Linked DNA regions of Homo sapiens: region 2 is linked to region 1. Evidence: chromatin contacts called from ENCODE POLR2A ChIA-PET data. All regions are on one chromosome and are shown on one strand. The core of a region is the stretch at or near the end of the contact, and the rest is flanking DNA. Distances in the headings are between cores, read along the strand shown.

Evidence for each region. ChIA-PET counts read pairs that join two places held with the same protein, here RNA polymerase II (POLR2A).
Region 2: POLR2A ChIA-PET joins it to region 1 with 10 read pairs in OCI-LY7. The contact joins two enhancer-like sites. POLR2A ChIA-PET finds 5 or more read pairs at or near these places in 5 of 52 experiments (H1, MCF 10A, OCI-LY7 and 2 more).

What each region holds. Positions count from the first base shown.
Region 1 is chr12:49,484,800-49,491,227 of GRCh38, reverse strand. SPATS2 (spermatogenesis associated serine rich 2) reads right to left here. Exons shown (of 14, transcript NM_023071.4): 5 at 1,655-1,763; 6 at 497-546. Among named protein-coding and RNA genes, the nearest start is that of KCNH3, 51 kb to the left of the region's middle. Within about 2 kb of position 1,312, at least 4 of the 41 ENCODE cell types and tissues checked have a DNase peak (open chromatin) inside an H3K27ac peak, as active enhancers do.
Region 2 is chr12:49,579,184-49,585,681 of GRCh38, reverse strand. It overlaps a transcript of FAM186B not described here. Among named protein-coding and RNA genes, the nearest start is that of MCRS1, 14 kb to the right of the region's middle. RefSeq lists enhancers at 3,227-3,276, 3,377-3,426. Within about 2 kb of position 5,006, at least 2 of the 41 ENCODE cell types and tissues checked have a DNase peak (open chromatin) inside an H3K27ac peak, as active enhancers do.

The DNA.
Region 1 (6,428 bases), core at 63-2,562:
GCCTTAAATCACACGGAGAGGACTGTGTGGTACTCTGTGAGACACAGCTATGTTTCAAGGTCGAAGAATTTTTTTTTTTTTTTTGAGATGGAGTCTCACTCTGTCACCCAGGCTGGAATGCAGTGGCCCAATCTCGGCTCACTGCAACCTCTGCCTCTTGGGTTCAAGTTATTCTCCTGCCTCACCCTCCTGAGTAACTGGGATTACAGGCACGTGCCACCACACCTGGCTAATTTTTTCTATTTTTTAGTAGAGACGGGACTTCACCATGTTGGCCGGGCTAGTCTTGAACCACTGACCTCAAGTGATCCACCTGCCTTGGCCTCCTAAAGTGCTGGGATTACAGGTGTGAGCCCCTGCACCTGGCCAAAGATGTTTTTTAACCAGGTAAACAGAAGATATGTATGTGAACCTTTTCTTTCAAATATTTTTGCAGAGCCTAAATTTTTAAAAATAATATACACATCATCATGCTTTTAAATGTAATTCATTTTACCTTTTTCTTGCCTGTTACTGTCCATTCTTTGAGTACTTCACTGGCACTACCTGTAAGAGAAACCAATTACAGATTTTGTCTCCTACCACACACACAGTAGTCAAGCAGGAGTCAGTGTCCTCCCATTTTGTAATTGCTGGAGAATTTACAAAGCTCCTAACAGAAAAGTTAAAGTTAAGGATCAGGTCTAAAGTAATGTAATGAGATAATCATGCCATGCTTCCCTTTTGGAATACCTGCCTACTTAGACCCCTCCTCTCCGAGTAATTTCCTCAGTAAGTTCTTCTAAGAAGAGACTAATGTAGCTGGGCCATTTTGAAGATTCTCTTATCCATACATCTTAGACCAAATACAAAGGGGATGGCACACTGGTTTTAGCCAAGTGTGCCATCCTTTCCCCTCCAGTTACACACCCACCTTGGCTATGTTGTTTTGGAGACAGCTGCACATTACCCTAGACCAAAACACTAACATTATTTTTTAAAAAGATGAAGATAAAGAAAAACTTTACAACATTCAAACTTGTGCATCCTATGTTGGCAGATTCAGGAAAATAAAAACAGGGAGACCTAACCTCATGTTGCTATTCAAAGACGCAATAGCTTCAGATAGTTTTTCTCCAACAGGTTACATGGAAGGAAGGTTCATAAAACACTTCTCAATGTTATAAATCTGAAGGGTTGACTAAGCCTGCCATTCTTCTACGTATTAGATAAGGAAATTCAAACCCACACATTTGAGTCACTTGCCACAGCCAAACTAACGATATTAGAATCCGGAAGACAATACTGAGTCCTTGAATTTGCCATCTGTTGGTGAGCCACTGAATCACTGCTTTGTTATTAAGAGTCTCTTAAATTCTTATTCAACCCAAGTCCAATCAAGTCCCTTATACCACTGGCCACATGATTTCCTCTTAAATACCATTAGAGAACATTTAGCGTGAAACAATGGAGTTTTCTCAGCTTATCTCTTATTATAGACACCACATAGCTTATTTCAGCTGAAAGAGGTATCGTCAAATGTCATGGTATGTTATGTTTTCATGGGGTCTGCTCTATCATCTATGAATCACTGGATTGCTGAATGTTATAAAAGTCTGAAGCAAATTCTATTTGAGCAAATATAAATTTATTTTTAAAATTAAGTCAGGATTACCTTCCATGAATGCTTGTACTGTTTTGTCCACACAGTTATCAAAGTGCTGCAAAACCAGGATAATTTCATTGTTGCTCTTATTAGGAACTATTGCACGTACCGCATTTATCTGGAAAAGATGACAGGGTCATTTAATTCTAACATTAGTAGGTCACTAGGCAGCTGAGGCCTATACAGAGAATAATGAAAAGAGTGATATTTCATTTTTAACAATATGTATCACTCTTTAGTGTCAGTGACAGTACATACAAGCATCTCACTGGGAATGATTAATAGATGAGTGATAACAGCATGTGAAAAATTAATTTCAAAACTTAGAAATGCAGAACATTGCTAGAAATAGAAGTTATATGCTAGATTTCATATAAAGAAAAGGTGGTTTAATTTCGGTATCAGGTATTAATGTGGCATCAATATTCCCTCATTTTTAGCATACTGTAAAGAAAGGTGGAAAGGTAAATGAACTAGCAACAATAACAACTTAGATTTTTATGTAAGATTTTTTGAAACATATTTTACCTTGTATCATTTAACTGTAAAATAAAGATAATTTATACAAACAATTTAAATTATAAACTATGTTAGGCATATAAAACATAATGACACCCATTGCATGCCACTGAGTTTATTAAAACAAAATAAATATAATTGAAGCCCCCATGAACACCTAATAAGTCCTATTTCCCTTCTTCGTCTCGCTAGAGATTTCTACCCTGAACTTGGTATTATTTCCATACGTGCTTTTGCATTTTTATGATATGTGCATATATCCATAGGTAATATACACTATTATTTTGCACTACATAAATACATAAATATTATATCATATATATTTATCTTCAATTTGTTTTTTTCACATAGCATTATTGTTTTAGATTTTTTCTATGTTGATAAATGCATCTCTTATTTATTTATTTTGAGACAGTCTCGCTCTGTCACCCAGGCTGGAGTGCAGAGGTGTGATCTCGGCTCACTGCAACCTCCACCTCCCAGGTTCAAGCGATTCTCGTGCCCCAGCCTCCTGAGTAGTCAGGATTACAGGCATGTGCCACCACGTCCAGCTAATTTTTGTATTTTAGTAGAGATGGGGTTTTGCTATGTTGGCCAGGCTGGTCTTGAACTCTTGGCCTCAAGTGATCTGCCTGCCTCCACCTCCCAAAGTGCTGGGATTACAGGCTTTGAGCTACCGCACCTGGCCTGTATTTCATATTTTTTGAGACTAAAAATATATGGCTGGGCATGGTGGCTAGCACCTGTAATCCCAGCACTTTAGGAGGCTGAGGCAGGCGGATCACGAGGTCAGGAGTTCGAGACCAGCCTGACCAACATGGAAAAACGCCGTCTCTACTGAAAATACAAAAATTAGTTGGGCACAGTGACGCATGCCTGTAATCCCAGATACTCAGGAGGCTGAGGTAGGAGAATCACTTGAACCCGGGAGGTGGAGGTTGCAGTGAGTCGAGATCGCGCCATTGCATGGCAGCCTGGGCAGCAAGAGCGAAACTCCGTCTCAAAAAAAAAAATACAGGATGAAAAATAATATACATCATTTTAAATGTATAGCTGAACATAAGAAGTAAGGGAAATCCCTAGAGGGAACTAAAACCCAGAATAGTGAGCTTGAACTATTAATAGGTAACTGTGGCATGTTTTGCCAGTCTCAATAACACATGGGTTTTACCACATAGTGCCATTAAGCCCAGTAATGCCAGCACTTTTGGGAGGCTGAGGTGGGAGGATCCTTTGATCTCAGGAGTTTGAGATCAGCCTAGGCAACATAGTGAGACCTTGTCTCTACAAAAAATAAAATTAGCCGGATGTGGTGGCACATGCCTGTGGTCCCAGCTACTCAGGAGGGTGAGGCGGGAGGACTGCTTGAGCCTGGGAGGTTGAGGCTGCAGTGAGCTGAGATCACAACACTGCATTCCAGCCTGGGTGACAGCAAGACTGTCTCAAACAAAACCAAAAAACCCAAACAAAAAGATTGGAACTGAGATCTTATGTAAGCTTGCCGTTTTAAAAATATTGCACCTTCAGGGAAAGGGTGAACTAGAATAAATCTTCCCACTGACCGTTTTTTTATTTTTTGGAGGCGGAGTCTCACTCTGTCAAGGTTGGAGTATAGTGGTGAGATCTTGGCTCACTGCAACCTCTGCCTCCCAGGTTCAAGCAATTCTGTCACAGTCTCCCAGGTAGCTGGGATTAGAGACGTGCACCACCATGCCTGGCTAATTTTTGTATTTTTAGTACAGATAGGGTTTCACCATGTTGGACAGGATGGTCTCGAACTCCTGACCTCACTCAAGTGATCTGCCTGCCTCGGCCTCCCAAAGTGCTGGGATTACAAGCATGAGCCATCGCGCCTGGCCCCACTGACTTTTGAACACAATATTCTTACTGTGTGGGTTTAGAGAGATACATTTAAAGGGTAAAAGAATTGCAAATCTTAAATTTTATTCAATGGTTTTATCATTAGTAACATAGTAGTAATATTATACTGTAGGGTTCTTATTATTTTATGAGTATTATAAAAATAAAACAAATCAGTGAATAATGTTTTTAGGAACTAAAAATTTGGTTAAGAGAGAAGAAATACATGTTTAAAATAAGATGAGAAAAGATCTTTTAATAGTATATTTGAATTGAAGATGTCAATGTGAACTCATTTTTTAACAAAAAAAATCTCCTAGTTTCATCCACGAAAAAGTCTAAAAACAATGACTCCTCAATAGCAATAAGCACACCTAGCTCCTAGATACTGGTTTCTCTCTCTTTTTTTTCTTTTTTTTTTTTTTGACGGAGTCTCGCTCTGTCGCCTAAGCTGGAGTGCAGTGGCACAATCTCGGCTCACTGCAAGCTCTGCCTCCCAGGTTCACGCCACTCTCCTGCCTCAGCCTCCAGCCTGGGCAACAGAGGGAGACTCTGTTTCAAAAAATAAAAAAACCATACAAGTGAGAAGGTATACAGTCTGTAATTCAACGAAGGTTAATACATTTTTGAGATGAGCAACTTAGTATGTATCAATCACAGCAATGATCCCTAAAAAATGGAAGTTTAGGTAAAAATTACAGACTCTGCTGGATGCGGTGGCTCATGCCTGTAATCCCAGCACTTTGGGAGGCCGAGGTGGGTGGATCACGCAGGAGATTGAGACCATCCTGGCTAACATGGTGACACCCTCTCTACTAAAAATATAAAAACTTAGCCAGGCATGGTGGCACGCACCTGTATCCCCAGCTACACGGGAGGTTGAGGCAGGAGAATCACTTGAACCCGGGAGGCGGAGGTGTGCAGTGAGCTGAGATCACGCCACTGCACTCCAGCCTGGACGACAGAGTGAAATTCCATCTCACAACAACAGAAAACAAAACAACAACAACAACAACAAAAGGCACCAAACTTACAGACTCTACGATAAAGGTAAGATTCTGATAACTTAAAATACAAGTATTTATAGTACTCAACCACTGTACAGGACTCCATAGTCAACAATTTTTTTTTAAATAAGACAGAGAGGCCAGGTGCAGTGGCTCACGCCTATAATCCCAGCACTTTGGGAGGCCAAGGCAGGCAGATCGCCTGAGGTCAGGAGTTTGAGACCAGCCTGGCCAACATGACAAAACCTGTCTCTACTAAAAATATAAAAATTAGCCAGGCATGGTGGCAGATGCCTGTAATTCCAGCTACTCAGGAGGCTGGGGGATGAGAATCACTTGAACCCAGGAGGTGGAGGCTAAAGGGAGCCGAGACTGCGTCACTGCACTCCAGCCTGGGTGACAGAGTAAGACTCTGTCTCAAAAAAAAAAAAAAAAAAAAGAGAGCCCATAAAGCTTTTATGTTTTTCTCAGTACAGCTCGTTGACGGTTTCATTACTAAAACCACTTGGTTTTCTTCCAAAAGAATGCTCCTTAGATCTACTTCTGGCCAGGTGTGGTGACTATCCTAGCACTCTGGGAGGCTGAGGCGGGTGGATCACTTGAGGCCAGGAGTTTGCGATCACCCTGGCCAACAGGGAGAAACCCTGTCTCCACTACAAATACAAAAATTAGCTGGGCGTGATGATGCACGCCTGTAATCCCAGCTACTCAGGAGGCTGAGGCACAAGAATCACTTGAACCCAGGAGGCAGAGATTGCAGTGAGCTGAGATCGTGCCACTGCACTCCAACCTGGGTGACAGAGTGAGACTCTGTCTCGAAAAAACCCACAAAAGACCTATTTCGGCCGGGCATGGTGGCTCACGCTTGTAATCCCAGCACTTTGGGAGGCCCAGGTGGGCAGATTACGAGGTCAGGAGATCGAGGCCACGGCGAAACCCTGTCTCTACTAAAAATACAAAAAATTAGCCGGGCATGGTGGTGGGCGCCTGTAGTCCCAGCTACTTGGAGAGGCTGAGGCAGGAGAATGGCGCGAACCCGGAAGGCAGAGCTTGCAGTGAGCCCAGATCGGCCACTGCACTCCAGCCTGGGTGACAGTGCGAGACTCCGTCTCAAAAAAAAAAAAAAAAAGACCTATTTCTTGTCTTGGCTCTGAAGGCTCCTGGACTTAAGAATGCTCTTCAAGTACTTGGGAAGATCCTATTCGATTGTTCCTTAAGGAATGTTGCCAAGTGAGATACACTCAGCCACATAAATATTAATCAACTAATTAATACTGAATATCTTCAAAAGAATTTAGAATGAATATACATGGAGATAGGCAAAGAAAATGTTTGCATTTAATAGGTTCTGTTAATAGGTTCTGCGCAATCAGAACCTATTTATGGCCGTCACTCTC
Region 2 (6,498 bases), core at 3,757-6,256, 91 kb before region 1:
ATAACTAGGCCTGACCTCATGTCCCATTCTCCTGGTCTGCCTAGCACTGACGGCCTGTTCATCTCTGAGCCCACTGGGGCGTCCTCTCGGCATGTGAGGGAGGGCTGCTCATCTTCCCTCCATGGTTTGAGATGCTAGAAGATTGCATCCCTCAAAACCCAGCAGCCCCCCTTCTCTGAGATTTTTTTCAGCTTTGTCTTACAAGCATGTCCCCTGGGTTCTCTGTCTGACAGGTGGGAGAGCTGTGTGTGTCTGCAGATCCCAAATGCTTTCTGTAGCTGGACAATCTTAGCCTTGACTCTGAGTGCTATGCCCTCCCCTTGCTCAGGGTCTGTTCCTGCACAGCTAAAAACACGCTGGTACAGGCCGGGCATAGTGGCTCACGCCTGTAATCCCAGCACTTTGAGAGGCCGAGGTGGGCAGATCACGAGGTCAGGAGATTGAGACCATCCTGGCTAACATGGTGAAACCCCATCTCTACTAAAAATACAAAAAATTAGCCGGGCATGGTGGCGGGCGCCTGTAGTCCCAGCTACTCAGGAGGCTGAGGCAGGAGAGTGGTGTGAACGCAGGAGGCAGAGCTTGCAGTGAGCCAAGATTGCGCCACTGCACTCCAGCCTGGGGACACAGCGAGACTCCATCTTAAAAAACAAAACAAAACGAAACAAAAAACCATGCTGGTACACGTGTACACCGAGATGCACATGAACAGACTCACACAGGCATCTAACATGCTGGAGACGACAGGAGGGCTTACAATGCGGCCTCTGGGAAAGAGACTAGATGGGGCTAGGGCTGAGGAAACATGGATGGGTGGGAAGGAGCAAAGAATGAGGGGAGGGAAGAGGAAGTCTTTTGTGAGGTCAGGCAAAAGGCAGATTCGCAGGAAGAGAAGCAGAGCCCCTGGGACTTGGGAGGACGTTGTGTTGAGCAGTTCTGTGTCCAGGCTGAGTCTGGGCTCAGCTCTGGACTTGGCTCTGGGAAGTGCTCAGGTGTGGGATGGCACTCACATGGCCTGGGCCTTGTCTCAGTTACTCCCCCACCTGTAACTCTACTAACTCTTGCAGCGCCTCAGCGAACCAAAGGAAGGAATGCCAGGAACCTACAAATGAATCCGCTTAGCTTGTTCAAAAAAAGTCAAGCGAGTCACTCCCTGGAACCCAAATAAGCCAGAAGGATCAAGACAGCCCCAGTCTCCACTGCATCCCTCAGCCAGTGATTCTCAACCTTCTGAGGGACGGAAACCCACAGAGAACTTGGTCAAAATGCAGGTTCCCAGCTGGTGCTTTTAAAGAAACCCTCTGGGGGTTGCTGAGTACTCCTAGAACTTTGAGAAACACTGCTTCCCTCCTGCAGTCCCCAAACTCTACATTTTAATAAAATAGAGGTTGGTTTATTTTAAAATTCTGTCTCATTGCTGAAACCCACACCTCCTCAACTCAGTTTTAGAACCCTCTGAGTGTTGTCTGTGTCCTTTGGGAGCAAACATGCCGAGATAGCTGTGATTGGCACCTGGCACTTAGTAGGTGTAACTCTTCATTTAATCAAAATATGGACAGATATGTCACTGACATGCCAGTGATCTGCATGAAAGCTCAGAAGGTGAGAACAAAAGGAGATACCAAATACAGACCAGAGCCAGGTGTCATAAGGTGGGAGGCAAAGGTGAGCGTGTCTCTGAGGACAAAGGTGGAAGACATGGAGACATGAGGTTCAAATATAGACGGTGTGGGCTAAGGAGGCCGTCTCTGGCAAGCGTCTGTCAGTTCAGTTAAGACACTAATTCGGTTAGTTCAATCAGCTCACGAGCACCTACACACCCTCCTCTTGACACACAGCTGCTTGCCTGGTCCCTGCTGAGTCTCCCCCACCCTGTCCTTCTCCACTCACCAGCACCCTTGGCCTAGGGAACAGGCATACAAATAGGAAATTACCCCATCCTCAGAGAACCCATGTCCAGCGGTTCTCTTCCTCAGGAATGGCGCCCATCCTTGCTTCCAGCCTAAGGCTGAGACTCCAGAAAGCTGAGGAGGATGTGGGGTGTGAACAGCTGGTTCTGTGGATGATGCCAGGAGTAGGATTTGTTTTCTGAGTCGCAGCTTAAGATATCGCGAGGATGCCTAGTGTGGGAGGAAGGGGAGTTGGCATCATGATGCAGGACACATGCACAGCACAGCTGTGCTGGCCCTGGGCTGTTTCCAGCCTCTCGGGTCCCAGGCTCTTTCTTTTCTGGAGGCCTCACCCCAATGATACTTAACATCTTAAAATGCCCTCACACTAAATGTATCGCTCTAAATAATTAGAAAGCATTTTTATAACCTTGCTTCAGAAATTAACTGGCTATGAGTAAGTTATTTAATGTGTACTTAGCTGTGAGTGACATCTCAGCAATCAGAATGCACAGAGAAGAAATTGAACAAGTTTTATAAATGTAATGAGACTATTTTGAATATTAAATTTGACAGTGAATGAAACTGACAATATTATGTTTTATAAAGATTTCATACTATTCATACATTCTTTGTTTTTATATTTTGGCACCCATATTTTCAAAGGTTTCATGTTTTCACAGGCTCTTGGCACTGTGCTTAAGGGGCCTGGTGGCTGAACTTGCTCTGGTGATGGAGGACTTTGACCTTCTGCACGTCCTCTAGCGAGCTCTCTGGCAAGCATGCAGAGTGTCTGACATTCTTCTCCTGCTTTGGTAACAATTTCATCTTCTTAAAGGCAAAGAAAGCCTGCACGGGCCAAGCTGTGAAGCCAAGAGGGTTGGAAGACAAATATATATGTGTGTGTATCTTTGTGTATATATGTGTGTGTATGTATACGTTTGTGTATATATGTATGTATTTATGTAGCTGTGGATGTATTTATGTATGTATGTGCACATGTGTGTATATGTGTATGTGTGTGTATAAATGTGTATGTGTGTATACATGTATGTGTATGCATGTGTATATATGTGTAAGTGTGTGTGTGTGTGTGTGTGTCGGGTGTTTTTCTAGTGATGAGGTTCACTGATACTATACAGGAGCCTAATTTTTTTTAAGAGCAAAGTTGACATTTCTGGTCAATGTATTGCTTCTACCCCCAAAAAATTCAGGGAAGACAAGGCATGGGAAGGAGTATTTTTTTGAGCATTGCTTCAAGCCATATTCGGGGACTGGCCATAGCTCTGCTTGCATGGCCCACAGCCTCAGATGAGGAACCAAAACAAATGTGGAAGATGACATGGGAGAAGGGTCTACTCTGGCCTTGACTAACTGCAGAGGCATACAGTGGAAAGGAGAAAACCCCTTCAAAAACAACCCAGGCATAGAGCCAGGGAGGGGAAAGCCATGCATGGTCTGAAAAGTCAGAAAACAGATGAGCATGATTCTATGATCAGAGGAGTCACCTTCTCAAGAAGAGAAGATGTGTATGGCTGGGATGCTGTTAACTATCAAGTGAGGGCTTTGAAGGCAGGAATTTGAAGGTAGCTACATCTAACATGTTACAGGATCTGCCTCTAACAGGTGGGCAACATGCAGGAACAGACGTGGAATTTGAGTAGAGAGAGGGAATTGTACAAAAGAAATGGAAACTTGAAGATGCCAGAAATGAAAATCTTGCTGGGTGCAGTGGCTCACGCCTGTAATCCTAGCACTTTGGGAGGCCAAGGTGGGCGGATCATGAGGTCAAGAGATCGAGACAATCCTGGCCAACACGGTGAAACCCCGTCTCTACTAAAAACACAAAAATTAGCTGGCCATGGTGGCACGTGCCTGTAGTCCCAGCTACTTGGGGGGCTGAGGCAGGAAAATTGCTTGAACCCAGGAGGTGGAGGTTGCAGTAAGTTGAGATTGTGCCACTGCACTCCAGCCTGGTGACAGAGTGAGACTCTGTCTCAAAAAAAAAAAAGAAAAGAAAAGAAAAGAAAATCTTAACATCAGAGATATAGAAATCCTTTGGCAGGTTTATCAGCCAACTAGACAAAAGCAAGGCAAAAAAATATGTGAATTGAGGCAAGATCAATAGAAATTAGCCAACTATAACACAGAGAGAGTAAAAACAAAGCAACAAATCAGCAACCCCCAAACCAAACACCCAAGATGTGTGGGACAATACCAATGGTTTCACACACATGTGATCAAAGTCCCAGAAAAAGGGAGAAGAAATATTTAACAAGCTACTTGAAGAGATAATCACTGAGAATTTCCAAAATTAAAGACAAGAAGCCACAGATCCAAGGAGCTCAGAGAACTGAAGCAAGATAAATACAAAGGAAAACATACCTCAGCATATCATAGTCAAACCTGAAACCAAAGATGAGAGAACTTGAAAGCAGCCAGAAAGAAAAAGTTACCCAGTAAAGTAAAAAATAAAGCAGTCTTCTCAGGCAGTCTTGTAAGTTATGGGTCCACTAGATAACCCAGGAGCCTTCTAGAATATTCCTCCATTTGGGGGCAATTAGCTTAAGCAGGTAACATCCCAGCCAATTAGCCAATTAGGAGGCTGAGTGGCCTCCCATGCTCCAGTTCTACATATCCTGGCCCTGGCTCTTGTGTCACACCCTGCCCCTGCTCTCTGCACACCCTGGGAGGCCCTGCGCTGGCTGGTGGCTTCATCACCCCTCAAACACTATTTATTGCCTCTGAGCTGGGAGGAAGCTGAGCAGGTGGAGGCTGGATACACTAGTCACTGACCTCAGTGACCCTTGAGGCAGGCCCTGGGGTCTGACTGCTGCCTCACATTCTTTCCCAGGAGCTGAGCAGCCTGGAACAACCAAAGCCTGAGTCCAGCTAGTGCACCAGTCAGGGCGCTGCCACAGAGTTCACTGCCACAGGCAGCAGTGCTGTGAGCGGGCAGCTGCCAATGATTCAGGCCACCACTGGTCAAGAAGATTCGGTTTCCTCTCTCATCACCCCCAGGCTGTCTGTTAGGCGCCCCGTATCCTCACTCTCTGGAAGAGAGGAGAAGCCTTTCCTGCAGAAGCCACAAGGAGGCAGCAAAGTGCTTGTCTAAGGGCCTCAGCTGGCCTGGAGAGGGGCCGGGAATTCAAGAATTAGAAGGGAGGGAACTGCGGGAAGACTGACAGGAGGGGAGCTGGTGAGTTCCTGGGAAGGTGCAGGTGGAGCGTGGACAGCAAGTGCAGCAGAGGGAGAAGGCATTCCTGACCCATGCTGGGACACGGGGATCCTGCAGAGGACTCATGGTTGTGGAGTCTGCTCTCCCTTGGACTGGGGACCCTTCCTCCTCGCTTGATCGCCTACCCCCAGCAGGTCCTCTGCTCTGTATGGCACAGATCTATCCCTGCAAATGACCCTTTGGGCAGCAGTTTTTAGGAGCTCTGCCAGGAGGCCCTTCCCATGGACTTCCTCAAGCATGCAGCATGGCCCCATTGATTCATTTACTCATTCATTCATTCAACAAGTACCTATTAGGCACCTAACATGAGGCAGTGTTCTAGGTGTTAGGGATACTGTAGTGAGTAAAACAGATTTTTAAAAAGTGCTTTCATGGCCAGGTGCAGTGGCTCACGCCTGTAATCCCAGCACTTTCGGAGGCCGAAGCGGGCACATCATAAGGTCAGGAAATCGAGACCATCCTGGCTAACATGGTGAAACCCCATCTCCACTAAAAATAAAAAAAATTAGCCGGGCGTGGTGGCGGGCGCCTGTAGTCCCAGCTACTCGGGAGGCTGAGGCAGGAGAATGGCATGAACCCGGGAGGCGGAGGTTGTGTGAGCCATGATCGTGCCACTGCACTCCAGCCTGGGCGACTGAGCGAGACTCCATCTCAAAAAACAAACAAACAAACAAAAAACTGCTTTCACAAAGCTTACATTCTATGGGGGGAAAAGACAAGAAACAAAAATAAGTAGTAAAATGCACAGTTATGTCAGAACGTAAAAGGTTCCATGGAGAAACACAAATTTCAAGAGGGATAAGGCAGCAGAGTGCAGGGGAGTGGGTGTTACCATTTAAAGCAGAGAGGGCATGGCAGGACGTTTCAGTGAAGACTTGAAGCAGGTGAGGAGGTGAGCTGCGGGAAGGGCGTGCCAGGCAGGGAGAGCAGGCTGAGGTGAGAGCCTGCCTGGCACACTCAGGGGGCAGCAAGGTGCCCGGGGTACCTGGTGTGGGTGAGTGGGAGGGTGGGAGGAGCCACGTTGCAGAGGCCACTGGGAGGCCGGTCACACAAGGCCTTGTAGGCCACCGTAAGGACCTCTGTTCACCCGGAATGCAATGGGAGCCATTGCAGAATTCTAAGCAGAGAAGTGACATCATGTGCCCTTCAATTCAAGAGCATCGTCTGGCTGCAACCATGAGCATAGACTGGGAGCAGGGCGCAGGGAGACCAGCTGGAAGCTGTTTCAATTCCCACCCCATTCAGAAAGCCTAGTCATGAAGGCCGGACGTGGTGGCTCACGCCTGTAATCCCAGCACTTTGGGAGGCCGCGGTGGGTGGATCACCTGAGATTGAGTTTGAGACCAGCCTGGCCAACATGGTGAAACCCTG